Linked DNA regions of Homo sapiens: region 1 is linked to region 2. A link is a loop called in an ENCODE intact Hi-C map of the cell type or tissue named here. Cell type or tissue: mammary epithelial cell. All regions are shown on one strand.

Region 1 (8,000 bases), 72 kb after region 2:
TGAGCCCCTTAGCCGGTTATCTGCCAAGCTCTTTTCACTTCCACCATCTCAGGGGATCCTCCGTCATCTGGAGGTAGGCAGGCCAGGGTGTAATGTTTCCATTTCCCAGGTAAGCAAACTGAGGTTCTTTCTATCACACCCTGCTGGTCACTCTCCATAGGGTCTACAGGATTGGGACTCAATGACCATGTGGATAAGACATGGGCCTCAGGTATAAAAGGTGAGTACATTCAGGTATAAAAGGTGAGTACATCTGGACAACTTATTAATCTCTTCAGGTTAATAAGTTGTCCCAGCAAGCTGCAGAAAGCCAGGTTCAAATTCTAGCTTGGCTACTTAGTGGCTGTGTGGCCTTGGGCAGCTTGATGACCCTCTCTGGGCCTCAGTCTCATCATTTGTAAAATAGAGCTAATAATACCAACAGAAGTTTCAATAAGATAATGGAAGCATAGCATATACCACAGTGCGGGACACACAGGTGGCACCTTTCACCTCCCTGTCTCGGGCCTCCTCCAGGCCTCTCAGGACTACCCTCAGCCTGCGAGGGCAGTAGAACTGAAACCCTGGCAGCACTTCCACCATCCTCCCTTGGCCAAGAACACCTTTCTTCTGCTCTTCCCTGGATGGCTGCACCTTGTCTGGGGATAAGCAAGAGGCTAGGGTTTAAAAAGAAAAAAACCACCACCATTTCCAACCATTTTTTTCCTGGACTAATTGCCCTTTCAGCCCTTGGTTCTTCTCATCCTCCAAAGCCCTGGGAAAATGGCTCCTCCTCCAGGAAGCCTTCTTGGCTCTCTCCCCATTCCCTCCTAAGCACCCCAAGTCTGTAGTTATGGATAGAGCTCTCTCCTGCGCCCTAGACTGGCAGCCCGAGGGACGGTACGGAGGGCCTTCAGCATCTGGGCAGCTCCCACACCTGGCCTAGGAACTGGTACACAGCAGGTGTCCTGGAAGTGGTATTTGAGTGAAAAATGAATGAGCTGTTCTGAAGCCCAAATTGTCCCATATTTCCTACCCAGATCACTAGGAATTTGAAGACCAGAGAGAAAGAATCATCTCATGTCCTGAGATCCAGAACCTTCCATTTAGCTGACTCAGAGAGGAGAGAGGACTGAGGTGACTGACCCCCACCCTTCCCAGGAGCATGCACTCTGGCTGCCTCCAGGCCTTTCCACCTCCTCCTCACCTGCCTAACTCTTGCTCCTCGCTCAGCTTCCACCGCAGTGGCCCCTCCTCCTGGAGGCCGTCCTCTGACCGCCTGTTCCTGGCTGACGCTCCCCTGGATGGGCTGGGTGCCTCCGTCAGCTTCCACAGACCCTCCCTGCCTGCTCTGCTTTCCTCAGCACAACCCCAGTCCCCCTGCACCTTCACTGTCTGTAGATGTATCTGTCACCATCTCTAGGCTGGGTGGGCCTTGGGGGCAGGGGTCATCATGGCCATTTCCAAGGCCCCCTAATGCCTGGCACATGACACTCAACAAGTGTTAGCTTCCTGGTCCTCAATGAAGACATCACTGAGCCCTCCAAGAAGAAGAAAAATCAAGAGCTGAATGATTTCAGTGGATGTCTGATGGATGGATGTATCATGGACAGATGGATGGATGGATGGATGGATGGATGGACCAATGGATGGATAGGAAAGGGGAAGTTGGGGAGGGTGTAGAATTTTTCCTATTTTTAAGAGCAAAGGCCTGAATCACTTGAGTACATTGGCCAGGGTCCCTATCTAATTCCCTTCACAAAAGGCTGGCCTGTGTGGTCTCAGCCCTGGCCTGAGCCTGGGGGTCTGCAGGAGTTGTCTGTCCCCCCTCCTTCTCCCTCAACTGGGTGTCTCCACCCTGTCCTTGAAGAGAAGCAGCAGAATTTCTATGTGGGGGTCTGGGCCTCCCCTCCCACCCAGCATTCCAACCCTCACACCCTTCCCCAGTCAGCATAGCACAGGCTGCCAGCTGGCGGCCTCCCTCCCAGAGCCCACCCCATTGACCGCACCCCACCCCCGCAGACTCCCCCAGACACTTCTGGGCCACTGGTCCAGCCTCTGTAAGAAGGGCTCGAGCTGAAAGCAGGGTGGGAAGGAGGATCCAACTCTGAAGGCCCAGAAAGGACCCCTGGCCCCTCCCTCCCTTGGCTGGGAAGCACAGGATTCTGGAGTGAAACAGAAAATAAAGCCACAGGCATAACATCCCATGCTGGAGAGCATGCCAGCAAACAGGCACTCTCAAAGGCAGCTGCTTGGAGGGTAACTTGGTCCAGCCTTTCTGGAGGGTAATTTGGCAATGTTTGTCAAAAGCTCTAAAAAAAGTACATGCCCTTTGACCCTACAATTCCACGCCTAGAAATGTATCCTACGCAAATATCAGCAGCAATGCAAAAAGACAGAGAAACAATGAGGCTCACCCCAGCATTTGTTTAAGATAGTGAAATACTGCAAGCAATCTATCTGTCAATCAACAGAGCAGTAGTAAATAAATTACGGTACATTTATTCTATGGGATCCTAAGAGCTTCTCCACAATGATGTTATAGCTCTGACATGATATGCAAAGATGTCCACAAAATATTATTATCAAAAATTCTCCTCCTGGGCATGGTGGTTCATGCCTATAATTCCAACACTTTGGGAGGCTGAGGTGGGAGGATCATTTGTGGCCACGAGTTCAAGACCAGCCTGGACAACATAGTGAGATCCTGTCTCTCTGAAAGGAAAAAAAAAAAAAAAAAAAGAAAGAAAGAAAGAAAGAAAGAAAGAAACCCATGTAATTTAAGCAGAAGTCCATTTTTTTCTTAAAACAAAAAATCAGTATGTGTAAATACACATAAATCCACCTGGAAGAACCTATACCAGTTTGTTTCACAGTGCTTATTTCTGGATGATAGGATTATGGGTGATTTTAATTTCTTCCTTTTTGCTTATCAGTAATTTCTAAAGATTCTACAAATAACCTGCATTGCTTTTGTGATAAGGAAAAGTTATTTTTTCCTCAAAATAAAAAGCTCACCAGGAAAAAAAAAAAGTTCACAGGCAAAGACAGTGTTCATAAAAGTCCTTAATCTTATTTTTATAACACTCTTCTGGGTATTTTCTCATTTACTCTGTATAACAGCCCTCTGTTTATTCTGTTTTGCAGATGAGAAAACAAAGGTTGGGAGAGGGTCAGTGGCTCACCCAAGGTCACACAGCTAGTGAGAGGTAGGGCTGGGGTTTGAAAGCAGGTCTCTGAAGCCAAGGTCAAGGAGAGGCCATGAGCTGGGGAGAGAGCAGGGGCTGCACAGCAGGGCAGGGCAGACAAGAGGGAGAGGCTGGGAGGAGAAACCCAGCAGCTGGGAACTGGGGAGTCTGAGCTGGAGCCAGCGAATCAACATGTGCGTGCAACCACCCCGAGCTGGCTAGCAGCCCCTCTCCCCATCCAAGCTAAATATTAAAAATCCCATTACGTCCGATAGCATCGCAGCAATCATGCTCACTGCGGAACTGCCTCCAGATCCCTCGCAGATGCGGGTTGGCCACTGGGAGAGAACAGAGCAAGGTCCCCAAAGAAGGCTAGGTTGGGGGTTCCTGCTGGGCAGGCAGAAGTGGGACTGAGGTGGGTAAGGAGAGACCAAGGAGAACAGGGATCTGGAGACAGGCAGGCTTGGAGAAACTGGGGCAGGGGAACATTCACAATCACACCTATCATACTCTAGAAAGAGTCAGAGAAACAGACTTGGGTGCGGGCAGCTGCTGCAAAGAAGGCATTCCAGGGACACCTTCTGCCACTCCCAGCAGACCTGCTGGCAGGAAGCCCCAGCGGGGACTGGGGTTGGGGAGGGAACAGGGCTCTTCTAAAGGAAGTCCCAGGAATCCTCACCTGGCAGCTGTATGCCCAGTGTAGACCCCGATTAGGCATGCGATAAAAAATGAACAGGTGAATAAATAGGGGAAAATTGTGTCCTAATCCCTATACACTGCAAAGCCCTTTCTACCCATCAAATATGCCTTGTACTGTCACACCTTGGGGCCTTTATTCGTATAGTTCTCTCTGCCTACAATTCCCTTCCTCCCTACCTTCACCCATCCAAATCCTACTCACTCTTCAAGGCCTAATTCAAATGCTACTCCCTCCTTGAAGCCTTCTGAGATACCCAGTCATACAAGATGGCTTTTTCCTCATATTCTCAAAGCACTTTGCCTGGATGGATCTCATTTGTGGCAGCACCATACTCTGCCTCGTTCCCTGGGTGTCTGAGTCCCCTGCTCACCCAGGAGCCACTTCAGACCAAGCCCTGAGTGTCAGGGTTTCTCAGGGACCCTCTGCCTGGAATGCTTTCCCCACAGCCTTCTCAGGCCCATCAGCTCAATGATACCTCTTCCAGGAAGCCCTTCCTGAAGCACGGCCACTTTTTGATCTCTATTGTTGCACAATTCTTTCCCCCTTCACTCATCACATTCTGCAACTAGTTTATTTATTTGCTCACTGACTTTTTCTTCTGTCTTCTCCTATCCACCCACTCAGACAAAAAACTCTGGGAGGGCACTGATGTGTCCGTCTTGTTCATTTCCGTATCTCCCTGCACCTGGAATGTGTCTGGCTCACAGCAGGTATGCAACGCATATTTGTTAGAGGGCTAAATGACCCACAGAGGTTACTCAAAACATGCATGTTGAATGGTTGGCTTCCCCAGGCCCCTCCCCTCTCCCGCTGTGCCCTGTACACAGTAGGCACCAGAGAAGTTGGTCAGATTGAATCAGTTTAGCCCACTCACTGCACTGGGAACTAGTAAGCCTTTGTTCACCATCACTGCCCACACCAGGAATGGTGGCCACTCCCTCTGAGGACTCCCCCACTCTCCATCTGCCAAGAAGACTTAATCCAGCCTTATTTTCTCTAATTTATATTAACAAAGCAATGGATGTTTTCCTATTAAATTATATCTCAATATTAAATGCATCTTTTCAAACCACATCCTCTTAGAGATTCTGCTAATGTTCCACTGCCCCAGGGAGGACAATCCCTGGGGTGGTGTTGGGGCTGGGCTAGTGTCCTTTCTTTGGCCTTAGGTCCCAGCTTGGTCCAGCCAAACATGTGTTATCACATCGTGCGTCTGAGCTCATGGTCCTGGTACAGAATCATCAGGACTGCTTGTTTAAAAATGCTGATTCCAGCTGGGCACGGTGGCTCATGCCTGTAATCCCAGCTTTAGGGAGGCTAAGGCAGGTGGATCACTTGAGTCCAGGAGTTCGAGACCAGCCTGGTCAACATGGTGAAACCCCATCTCTACTAAAAATACAAAAATTAGCTGGGCATGATGGTGCACGCCTGTAATCCCAGCTACTCAGGAGGCTGAGGCACAAGAATTGCTTGAACCCAGGAGGCAGAGCTTGCAGTGAGTTGAGACTGCACCACTACGCTCCAGCCTGAGTGATAAAGTGAGACCCTGTCACAAAAAAAAAAAAAAAAAAACAAAAACAAAAGACAAAAAAACAAAACAAAATAAACCCTGCTGATTCTTGGCCCCATCTCAGAGCCACATTCCCAGACCTGGGGGAGAGGTTTGAGTCAGACCCAGAAACCTGCACTTTAACCAACTAACCAGGTGACTCTGATCCACAATAAAGGTTGAGAAGCCCTAAGCTAGAGGACGAGAAAGCACTTGGCCAATGTTACTTGGATGTGAGCTGGAATCACCATTCCTGCACGTCCTGCTCCAGCAGGGCCAGTGCCTATGGGGCTTGGGCTGCAGCAGCCTCACATCTGGGTGACAGCAGCACAGGCCACAGCAACAGCTGGTGTCCTTCTGGGCTCCCTGAGCTCATTAATCACACCCTGACTGGACCCCACTCACACTCAGTGGATGGCTGGGCTGGGCTGAGGCCTTGGGGAGGCTTTCAGGTCCAGGGGAAGATGAGAGTGGAAGGGAGCCTGGAAGGGAGCCAGGGCTGGGCACACCTTAACCCTGCCCCACCTTGCACCCTCACCATCTGCAAGGAGTAGCTCTGACTCTGAGAACCTGCCTATGCCAGGCAGCCTCTAACATGGCCCCATGATCCCACCTCCTGGCATTCACACCCTGTGTAATTCCCTCCCCTGGGGTATGGGCTGAATTGGGTGACTTGCTTTTAATGCAGAGAATATGGCAGAAGTGGCAAGATGTCACTTCTGGATTAGGTTATAAAAGATTGTGGCTTCTGTCTTGGGTGTTTGCTGGTATTCTCTCTTGGCTCTCTCACTCTGGGGAATGTCACTGCACATGCAAGAGGCCCATGTGGTGAGGGACAGAGTCCTGCCAACAACCCCGTGAGTGACCTTAAAAGCAGACCCCTCCCTGGTCCAGCCTTCAGAAGAAACTGCAGCCCCAGGCCACACCTTGAGTGCAACCTCATGGGAAAATCTGAGCCAGAAGAACCCAGCTAAACCACACCTGGATTCCTGACCCTCAGAAACTATGAGATAATGCATGTTTGTTGTTGTTTAGAGACAGGGTCTTGCTCTGTCACCCAGGCTGGAGTGCAGTGGCATAATCATAGCCCACTACAGCCTCAAGCGATCCTCCCACCTCAGCCTCCTAAGTAGCTGGAACTACAGATGCACATCACCACACCTGGCTAATTTTTTTCTTTTTCTTTCTTTGTAGAGACAGGGTCTCACTATGTTGCCCAGGTTGGTCTGAAACTCCTGGGCTCAAGCAATCTTCCTGCCTCAGCCTCCCAAAGTGCTAGGATTACAGGCATGAGCCACCATACCTGATCTGTTGGTTGTTTTTTATGCAGCAATAGGTAATGAATATACCTTCTCATCTGAACACCCCGCCTGTCACAGTTCTTCCTACATCCCTCCTCCAGCCCTTAGCCATGGCCATACCAAAACTGCCTCCCTAATGGGCCAAGTTGATTCATGTTCCCAGGCCTTTATTCATGCAGCTCCATCCTCCAGCATTCCTGGGCCACCCACCCAAGACTCAGCTCCAATGTCACCTCCTCTGTGAAGCCTTCTGTCATTTTCTGCGCCCACTGTAGCCTGAGCAGTTCCTATTAAAACAAGTCTAACACATCACCACCTTTGTACATTTATTTGTCTGTCTCCCTTGCTAGACTCTGAGCTCCAGAAGGCAGAGCCACAGTCTGATTCTTCTCTGTACTGCCTGATGCTCAACATAAGGTCTAACACAGAGCAGGCTCAGTAAAAGTTTGATGACTGAACAAACCATCAACAGTGAGTGGCTGGTTTCCCATTCACTTGTTCTGCCACCCACACACTGTCTCACCACTGCCACCTTCCAAGGCTGTGCACTTTTATACCCAAGGACGTAAAACCAAATTTGTTATCTTCCCCAAGAAACCAGCCCTTTCTCCTAACTTGCCCATTTCTTTTCTAGAACCATCACCTTTCTGCAAGCTGGAATGCCCTGTTCCCTGTGACTCTTACCTCTCCTCCCTTTCCATCCTGTCTTCCTTCCCATCCTATCCCTTTCATTGGCAAAACATCCTTTGATCTCGCCTCTCCTCTTCCCCAGCACAGGTGGATGCCCCACTCCAGGCTGTCTCTTGAGATGAAAACAATGGTTCCCTTATAGGCCCCTTCCTCCTGTCTCTGGCACCCCCATCTGTCCTTCTAGGTATCTTGAAAAGCTGCCTTGCTTGTCTCCGAGGGAGGAAGCACAGAGCTGGTAGATTTAACAAGCATTTTATCACGTAAGGATCACTGCAACCACCCCCAGGCTAAAGTATCCCTGGCCTTCTCCAAGGCCACTGGATTAGGGTCCAAACCTTTAACCTGGCATCTGAGGCACCCCAGGATCTGGCCCCAACCTCTGAATCCAATGGGGAATGCAAGAGGACATGACACAAGTAGCTTCAAGTCCCCTATACCCCCAGCACCACCATTGCAGCTCACAGGCTGAGCATCTGGGCTTTGTACACATCATCTCATTTAGTTAACATCTATTAAGCACTTCCTGTGTACTGGAAACCATTACAAGTACTTTGCATGCCTCAAGTTCCTGACTCCTCACACCAGCCTAGGAA
Region 2 (8,000 bases):
GAATTCCATTTTTTTCTATTGTTCCCTTCAACATTCTACTGGCTGGGTGAAGCAGCTCTTGTTTGTAATCCCAGCACTTTGGGAGGCTGAGGCAGGAGGATCACTTGAGGCCAGGAGTTCAAGATGAGCCTGGGCAACATACAAGACTCCATCTCTAAAGAAAAAATTTCGACTGGTCCTTCAAACTGCAAGTCAAATTCCACCTCCTCCAGGAAGACTTCCTGGGCCTGGACTTCCACAACTGGATCCCTGCATGCTTACCATGTGGGCCCCACCCTACATCAGAAAGATCAGCTCGGGAGCCCAGTCACTTTCCCTCTTGCAGCCTGGCCTCCCTTAGCTCTTCCATGGACATGGCCCTGACCATGCTTACTGTAGGGGTTTGGCAAAGGTTGCTGAGTGAATAACTGAGGGGCACACTCACAGTGCCAACCATGAGATCTTCTACCCACAGATAGCATAATGTCCTCGATAATCTCATGTGGCCCTCAGGTGGGGGGATGAGGCTGGGAAGCATCTCTAGGACTTAGCCTCCTATGACACTGAGGACAGTGGTCCTGGTAGAGAGGGGAGGCTAGGAGCCCAAGTGGAGTGGGGACTAGAGAGAGAACAGGGTGGAGGGGAGACTGTGGTGGCCGGCAACTTCCTTTTTTGCCGTGAAGGAAAGAAGGGTGGGGGGTGGAGGATGACGTGAGGCCACAGAAAAGGTTACTAAAGGTGAGCTTGAGGAGAGTTTTGCTGGAGTTAAGACTGGAGTGGGCTGAACTTCACAGAAAGCACTTGTGATGGAGGTACAAGTTAGGCTGCAAGAGATGACATCTCTGGGCTCTCCTGGGTCTCAGTGAGGCCACGTGACTGAGGCCCTGCCCGTGGAATGCATGCAAAAGAGAAAGATGCTGCCTCTACCTACCTTGCTTCAAACATCATTGCTGCCCTGTCTTCCCTCTCTTCGCACAGACATGCCTGAGACTCAGCTTGAATCATACAGACAAGGAGCAGGGGACGTGGGGAAATGACACGGAAATAACCTGGGTCCCTGAGTCTCTGAGTGGATCAGAGTCACCACGCTGACGTGGACTGCTCACCTCTGGATTCTCCCATGAGAGAGAAATACATTCCACTCCTTTAAGTCACCTAATGTTGGATCTTTTTGTTACAGCAGCTTAACTTTTACCTTCAATAATATGCACTCAACAAATGGGAGCAATTGTTATTAATACCACTACAATGAAGAGGTAGCACTTACTCTCCCAGGTGGACCGATCACATGAAAAGCCTTTGAAAAGAAGAAATCACTCCATAGATGTGAAGGAGTCTTTTGTGAGGACTGCAGGACCCTCCCTGGCACAGCGCGATGGGGCACTCCCCTGGCCCACGTCGGAAGCACTTACCTGCCTGGTTGGTGGTGATGTTCACAGAGGCGAACTGAGGCGAGAAGGGGCTCTGGTCAGTAACGCCGTTCACAGCCTGGATCTCGAAGGTGTACTGGGTGTGGGCCAGCAGGTCACTGATGTAAATGCGTGGCTCGGTCAGGCCTAGCTGGCGTGGTGCGTACTGTACATTGTCCCCGCAGCGGGTGCAGGCACCCCGGCCCGAGCCACAGCTCTTGCAGATGATGTTGTAGACGAGGTCCTCTCGGCCTCCGGAGTCGCGGGGAGGGGTCCACTCCAGCATGAGGGAGGTCTCATTGACACTGGAAATCACAGCCTGGGGCGCGGAGGGGATGGCTGGGGCGGGGGAGAGGTGTTGGTCAGTGGGGGGCTCAGGGGGTACTATTCCCCATGTGACCACTCTGTGCCCGCTGCTCTGGCTCAGCCCCTCTGAAAGGACTTCCTTAAATTCTTTGTCCTGTCTCCCCACCAGAGAAATGTTTCTAGAATACAAGTTAGCCTGCTGTACATCTGCCCAAACCTTTCTCTCCTCCCAGCTTACAAACTGCTCAGTGTTTGTTACTGAGGATAGTATTTTTGCGTTTGGAATTATACCTGCCCAGTATCTATTTTCTCCTTCTTCCTTAGAACAGCCCAGCTTTATTCATGGTGGCAATATGTCCAGCTAAAAGATGGCATTTCCCAGCCTCCTGTGTTTAAGTGCTTGCCACTGATATAGAGCAGAAGTTGTTGACTAGGGCTGTTTCTTTAAAAAGAGACAGACAGCTATGGCGTGTCCCTTTGTCCTTTCCCTGCTTCTGCTGCCTAAAATGTGGGTGATGGCTGGGACTTCAGCAGCTATGCTGGACTATGAAGTGACGTTAAGAACAGAAACAACAGTGGCTAACACCTGTAATCCCAGCACTTTGGGAGGCCGAGGCAGGCGGATCACCTGAGGTCAGGAGTTCAAGACCAGCCTGGCCAACATAGGAAACCCCGTCTCTACTAAAAATACAAAAAATTAGCCGGGCATGATGGCGGATGCCTGTAATCCCAGTTACTCGGGAGGCTGAGGTGGGAGAACCACTTGAACCCGGGAGGTGGAAGTTGCCATGAGCTGAGATCATGATGCCATTGCATTCCAGAGCCTGGGCGACAGAGTGAAACTCCATCTCAAAAAAAAAAAAAAAAAAAAAAAAGAACAGAAACTAGGTTGGGCGTGGTGGCTCATGCCTGTAATCCAGCACTTTGGGAGGATGCGGGAAGATTCCTTGAGCCCGGGAGTTCAAATCTAGCCTTGGCAACATAGCGAGACCCTGTCTCTACAAAAAATTAGAAAAATTAGCTGGGTGTGGTGGTGCACGCCTGTAATCCCAGGTATTCAGGAGGCTGAGGGCAGAAGGCTGAGGGCACCTGAGCCCAGGAGGTTGAGGCTGCAGTGAGCTAGGATTATGCCATTCTGAATGGCAGAAAGAGCCAGGCCCCAAAGGCCATCGTGGATTGCCCATACTGTCCCAGGACTGTCTACCTTGGGCTCCTTTTGGGTGAGAGAATAAATCCGTACAGTTTCAGCCATAGGGCTCAGCTCTGTTACTTACAGCTGAATGCCATCCCTGACAGATACAGGGGTTGTGACGCTGCGTTCTCAGGCAGTGCCTTCCTAGAGGACCTTGGGCTGTGATTCAGGCAGCTGCTGCCAGGTTAGAACACTGGGCAGCCTTTTCTGCCACATATACTACCTGTGTTGCTTCATCTCCTGCCAAGCCTCCCATCCCCTGTCCCTTTGTGAATCCAGACCTTGACTTTATCTTCCATGTGACTCAGCAGAAGGGGGTAAGGAGCCAGATGCCAGCACTGTGGTGTCTGCAAGGTGGGAGCATGGCCACCCCAGGATGCCCCTTTCTTGAGCACTTTTCCATTTCTCTTCCCACCAGGGAAAGACTGGCTGTAACCGGACGGCACCCAATCCTCACTCTGAGCTTTTCTGCAGGTAGACCTGGGACTCGGCCAGCCATCGCCCTTGAGGGGCCCTAGGACTTACTTGTGCAGGGCATGTCCAGGGGGTCCAGGTCTGCTCTGTAGTAGCCATTGCGGCAGACACAGTTGGTGGCCCCTTCAGAAGTGGTCCGGCTGTTGATGGGACAGTGGGTACAGGCCTCATCCCCTTGGTTGGCCTTGAAAGTCCCAGATGGACAACCTGAGAGAGAAGACAAGGAGAGTCACCAGGAAACTGGATGAAGACTCAGAGAGGTCACGAGCCACGCAGCCTCACGGAGGGGCCACACAGCCTCGCGGAGGGGCCATGCAGCACCACTGCTGGAAAATCTCATCTCTTGAAGGGTTTGAAGTCTCCAGGCCCCAACGTGGGAGTTCTAATTCTGTCAGGGCTCCCTAGTTTCTTGTCCGTGAGCTGTCTAGGGCTCCCAGCAATCTTCCCTCACCTATCCCAGCTTGGCTGTGTCATGGTCTCTAGAATCAATCCTGACCTAGTTAGGAGGCACATCTGAAGATGTCTGGGGCAGTGTGCATGGGTCCTGGTCTTGCTTAATAATGTCTGGCTGGGCCCTGATTCTTAGAACTAGATCCTTGGGTTACAGACAATTAAGATGATTATACGGCAGAAGAAAAGTCCTAGGGCAGTGTAGAGAGGTGATGTGGTAGAATAGAGGAGGACACTACTTTTGGAATAAGACCGACCTGGCTTTGAGTACTGGCTAGGCCTTTTACTAGCTGTGCAGCCCCAGACAAGCTGCTTAACTACTCAGACTCAGTTTTCTTATTTGTAAAATTAGGATTCTAAGGCCCATCTCTGCAGGGTCATTGTGAGTATTCTGCTTAAGCGTAAGGCCCATGGCACAAGGCCTTGCACAGTATAGGTGCCCAATGAATATGTGATCAATTTATTAAAATATTAATAAAAGGCGGGCCTGCAGTACCAGGGCCAGCCTAAGGAGGGCACTGCTTGCACTCGGCCCTCATTTGGCTTCTCCCATGGGCTGTGGCCATCATCCCTGATATGGAGTCCACCCCCACTGTAGCTCTGAGTATGAGGTTAGGGCCTATAAGAGGCAACTGCCTTGTGTGCACACATATTCAAATCCACCTTCCTCTTCTTGCTGGCCCTGGGCTGAGAATCAGGAGGCTGAGGGTCTAGGCCCTGCCCCTCTCCCAGCTTCAGCCTGCTGGGTTCATGAACCCAGCTCTGCTATGATACCTGGAAGAGATTGTGCAATGGGTAAGTGGGTGGACAGGAAACAGCTTTGCAACAAACATTTCATCTCCTTGGGATGAAATGCAGCTAAACCATCCACAGGCCCCCAGGCCCTCACCGGGAGTACATTTTATGCCTGGGTGCTGTGGGTTCTTCAGCAAGTGACTCAGCTTCTCTGGACATTAGTTTCTGTGTATGTAAACAATTAACATAAATTTCCCTAGTTCATTTTTTCCAGCTCTAGTCTTCAAGGCTTATCTTCCCAGTCCAAGTCTTAGCAAACCACCCTCCCTCAACCCTCAACCAGCTCTGGCCTCAGAGACCCTGCCTTTCTTGGGGCCCAGAACATTGCTTGGGTTCAGAGTGCTTTACTTACCCACCAAAATTATTTTTCTGGGGGTCTCCTGGCCATGCTCTCAACTCCCCCAGGATCAGAGCCATGTCTGACTCACAGCTGCTTGTCCTGTGCCTAGCTTAGAATCTGCACCCAGCAAGTGCTCTGTAAATACTTCTTTTGTTGTTGTTATTAATTTTATTTTTATTTTTGTAGAGATGGGGGGTCTCACTATGTTGCTCAGGCTGGTCTTGAACTCCTGGGCTCAAGCAGTCCTCCTGCCTCAGCCTCCCAGAGTGCTGGGATTACAAGCAAAAGCCACCACACCTGGCCCATAAATACATCTTGGAGCTGCCTCCTTAAGTGGAATGAGCATGGGCTTTGGAGGCCATGCAAGCAGGAGGGCAGTGAACATAGTGGTTAGTGTGCAGGCTGCTGGCAAACCCAGACCCACCTGTGTGAGCAGTGTGGCCTCGGGGAAGTCACTTAAACTGTTTCCTTATCTGTAAAATGGGACAACAGTATCTACCTCCTAGAGTTGTTGTCAGTTTATATTGCTTAACTTATGTAAAAACACTTGTAACAGTTCCTGGCAGTACTAAGCCATCTGGTTCAAAAGCAATTTGCTGAGAGACCTTAGACAAGTTATTTGACCTCTCTGAGCTACATTGTTCTCATTGGTAAGAGCATCTACCACATAAAGTAATCATGAGGATTACTGCACTGGGTCTGGGTCCCCTGAGTCGTCCTGCCCTCCCTCTCGCCTTCCTCTTGGGCACCGACCTTTCCCTGATGGCTGGATGAAGGGGCAGCCTCACCATCTTGGCACTGCCCAGAGCTTCTGGGCAGTCAGGACATGCAGGCTGCAGCCCCAGCTCTGGTCGAGCAGTCGGCCTCTCTGAACGGGTTTCCTCCTCTGCAGAATGGGGGCACAAGGCTTCCAGGAAGGTCTAGAACCATCCTTAGAGATGCCAAAGGGTTTTGGCCCCAAGATCAGGCTCCTCCTGCTCCCTCTCTGGAGACAGCCTGCCCAGCTCAGCATCCCTCCTCCATCTGCGGGGCATTCCCGGGGGGGCCGCCAGTGGGTGGCTGCTCTCTCTCCCCTCTGTGCGGTGCCAGCCTCTCCATCTGGACTGCCTTTCTGGCTGCCCTCTCCCCCTTGCAGTGTCCTGGCTCCCTCTCAGACTCCCCAGGCTGCCCCTGCCCTAAGCCGCCCTTCATTTGCTCTGTTGCCTGGCCAGGTTCGACCCCCACCACCGGGCACTGTATCATTTCTGTATCTATGGCACTGCTTCATGAAACTCACTCTTCTCTGCCCTGGGAAGTGGCATCACTCTCCACCCTGTCCCCCCACAGCCAATCAATTACTAGGTCTTCCCTCCTCAGCAGTCTCTGGTCTGGTCTTGGCCGCTCCCCCCGCTGCCAGCATCTAGAAAGCTCTTTCCACCCACTCCTCAGCCTCTCACGCCATCTGGCCTCCTCCCACCCACCCACTCTCCAAACTAGCTCTCTGGAGTGCAGACCTTTCCAAGTCTTAAAAATCCACAATGGCACATACGTTGGAATACTATTCGGCCATAAAAAGGAACGAAGCATTGACACATGCTACGGTACAGGTGAACCCTGGACACATCGTGCTCAGTGAAAGAAGCCAGCCATGAAAGCAGGATTCCATTTATATGAAACAGGCCCAGCACAGGCACATCGAAAGAGACAGAAAGTCGATGCGTGGTTGCCAATGGCTGGGGATAGGGGAGCAGGGGGAGGAGGTGCTAATGGGGAACAGGGCTTCTTTTTGGGGTGATGAGTATGTTCTAAAATTGATTGTGGTGATGGTTGCACAATTCTGTGAATACACTAGAAACCACTGATTTGTATAATTTGTTTTTCTTTTTTGAGATGGAGTCTCGCTCTGTCACCCAGGCTGGAGTGCAGTGGCACAATCTCGGCTCACTGCAGCCTCCATCTCCCGGGTTCAAGCGATTCTCCTGCCTCAGCCTCCCGAGTAGCTGGGACTACAGGCGCGTGCCACCATGCCTGGCTAATTTGTATTTTTAGTAGACACGGGGTTTCACCATGTTGGCCAGGCTGGTCACGAACTCCTGACCTCAAGTGATCCACCCGCCTTGGCTCCCAAAGTGCTGGGATTACAGACATGAGCCACTGAGCCCAGCCTTATTTGTACAATTTAAATAGGCAAATTGTCTGGTATGTGAATTTTATCTCAATGAAGCCACTATCTTAAAATGTCCACATCAGCTCCCCAAGCAGACATGGGAAGCCCAAACTCTGCAGGGCCCCTGGGCCCCAGGGGGCTGGTACTTGCCCACCACTCCTACCTCAGTGTCTGGTGCTCTCTCACACTCACCTAGGTACAATACCCCCCCCCCCACCAGGCCCACCCCACACCCCTGGCTTTTGTCCATCTGCCCTCATTGCTTAGAATGCCTTCCCTTCACCATCAGGCAAACTCCTAGACCCCTTTAAGACATCATCTCTTCTAGGAAGTCTTCCCTGAGCCCCCTGGCAGGGTCTATTTTATTTATTTATTGAGACGGAGTCTCGCTGTGTTGACCAGGCTGGAGTGCAGTGGCATGATCTTGGCTCATTGCAACCTCTGCCTCCCAGGTTCAAGTGATTCTCCTGCCTCCGCCTCCCAAGTAGCTGGGATTACAGGCATGCACCACCACGCCGGGCTAATTTTTTTGTATACAGTGCCTATTTTAATTACTTGCTTATGAATGTGTCTACCTGGCTGGACTGTAAACTCCCAGTATAATGCTGGGTTTCTAGTGGGTGATGGGTGGATGAATGAGGGGCTGGAAGGGGATCGAGCCCCACCCCCTTAGTTGACATTTGAGGAAACTGAGGCCCAGAGAGGAACAGACAGACATAGCTCTTCAGTAGCAGAGGCCAATTCTGATCCCAAGTCTACTGTGTGACTGTGGGGTGCACTGGGGCCTCAGCTCCCATCAGCTACCTCTGAGAGGTCTGGGTGGCCACTGCCCACAGTGCCCGGGGGGCCACACCACTCCCAACTTCTGGGTGGGAAGGGAACCTGTCCTGCTGGCACCTGCATGTCACG

The links. Peaks named below come from ENCODE experiments on the same cell type or tissue, not always from the same donor. Only the 100,000 strongest peaks of a DNase experiment are listed, where the experiment ranks them.
Region 1: it touches region 2 in a loop (5-fold over the local background); 3 of 110 quality-filtered maps call a loop at or near these places.

The regions. Positions count from the first base shown.
Region 1 is chr1:22,786,193-22,794,192 of GRCh38, reverse strand. All of the region lies in intron 3 of EPHB2 (EPH receptor B2), which reads right to left. Among named protein-coding and RNA genes, the nearest start is that of MIR4684, 71 kb to the right of the region's middle. RefSeq lists enhancers at 1,198-1,727, 2,913-3,413. In mammary epithelial cell, no CTCF peak of the experiment used is centred here; DNase peaks (open chromatin) are centred at 4,642 and 5,582; H3K27ac peaks cover 876 bases.
Region 2 is chr1:22,858,604-22,866,603 of GRCh38, reverse strand. It overlaps EPHB2 (EPH receptor B2), which reads right to left. Exons shown (of 16, transcript NM_017449.5): 4 at 3,412-3,567; 5 at 1,392-1,727. It overlaps MIR4253 (microRNA 4253), which reads left to right and starts at 3,378; the gene lies at 3,378-3,445. RefSeq lists a silencer at 1,234-1,579. In mammary epithelial cell, a CTCF peak has its summit at 4,323; a DNase peak (open chromatin) is centred at 4,633; H3K27ac peaks cover 550 bases.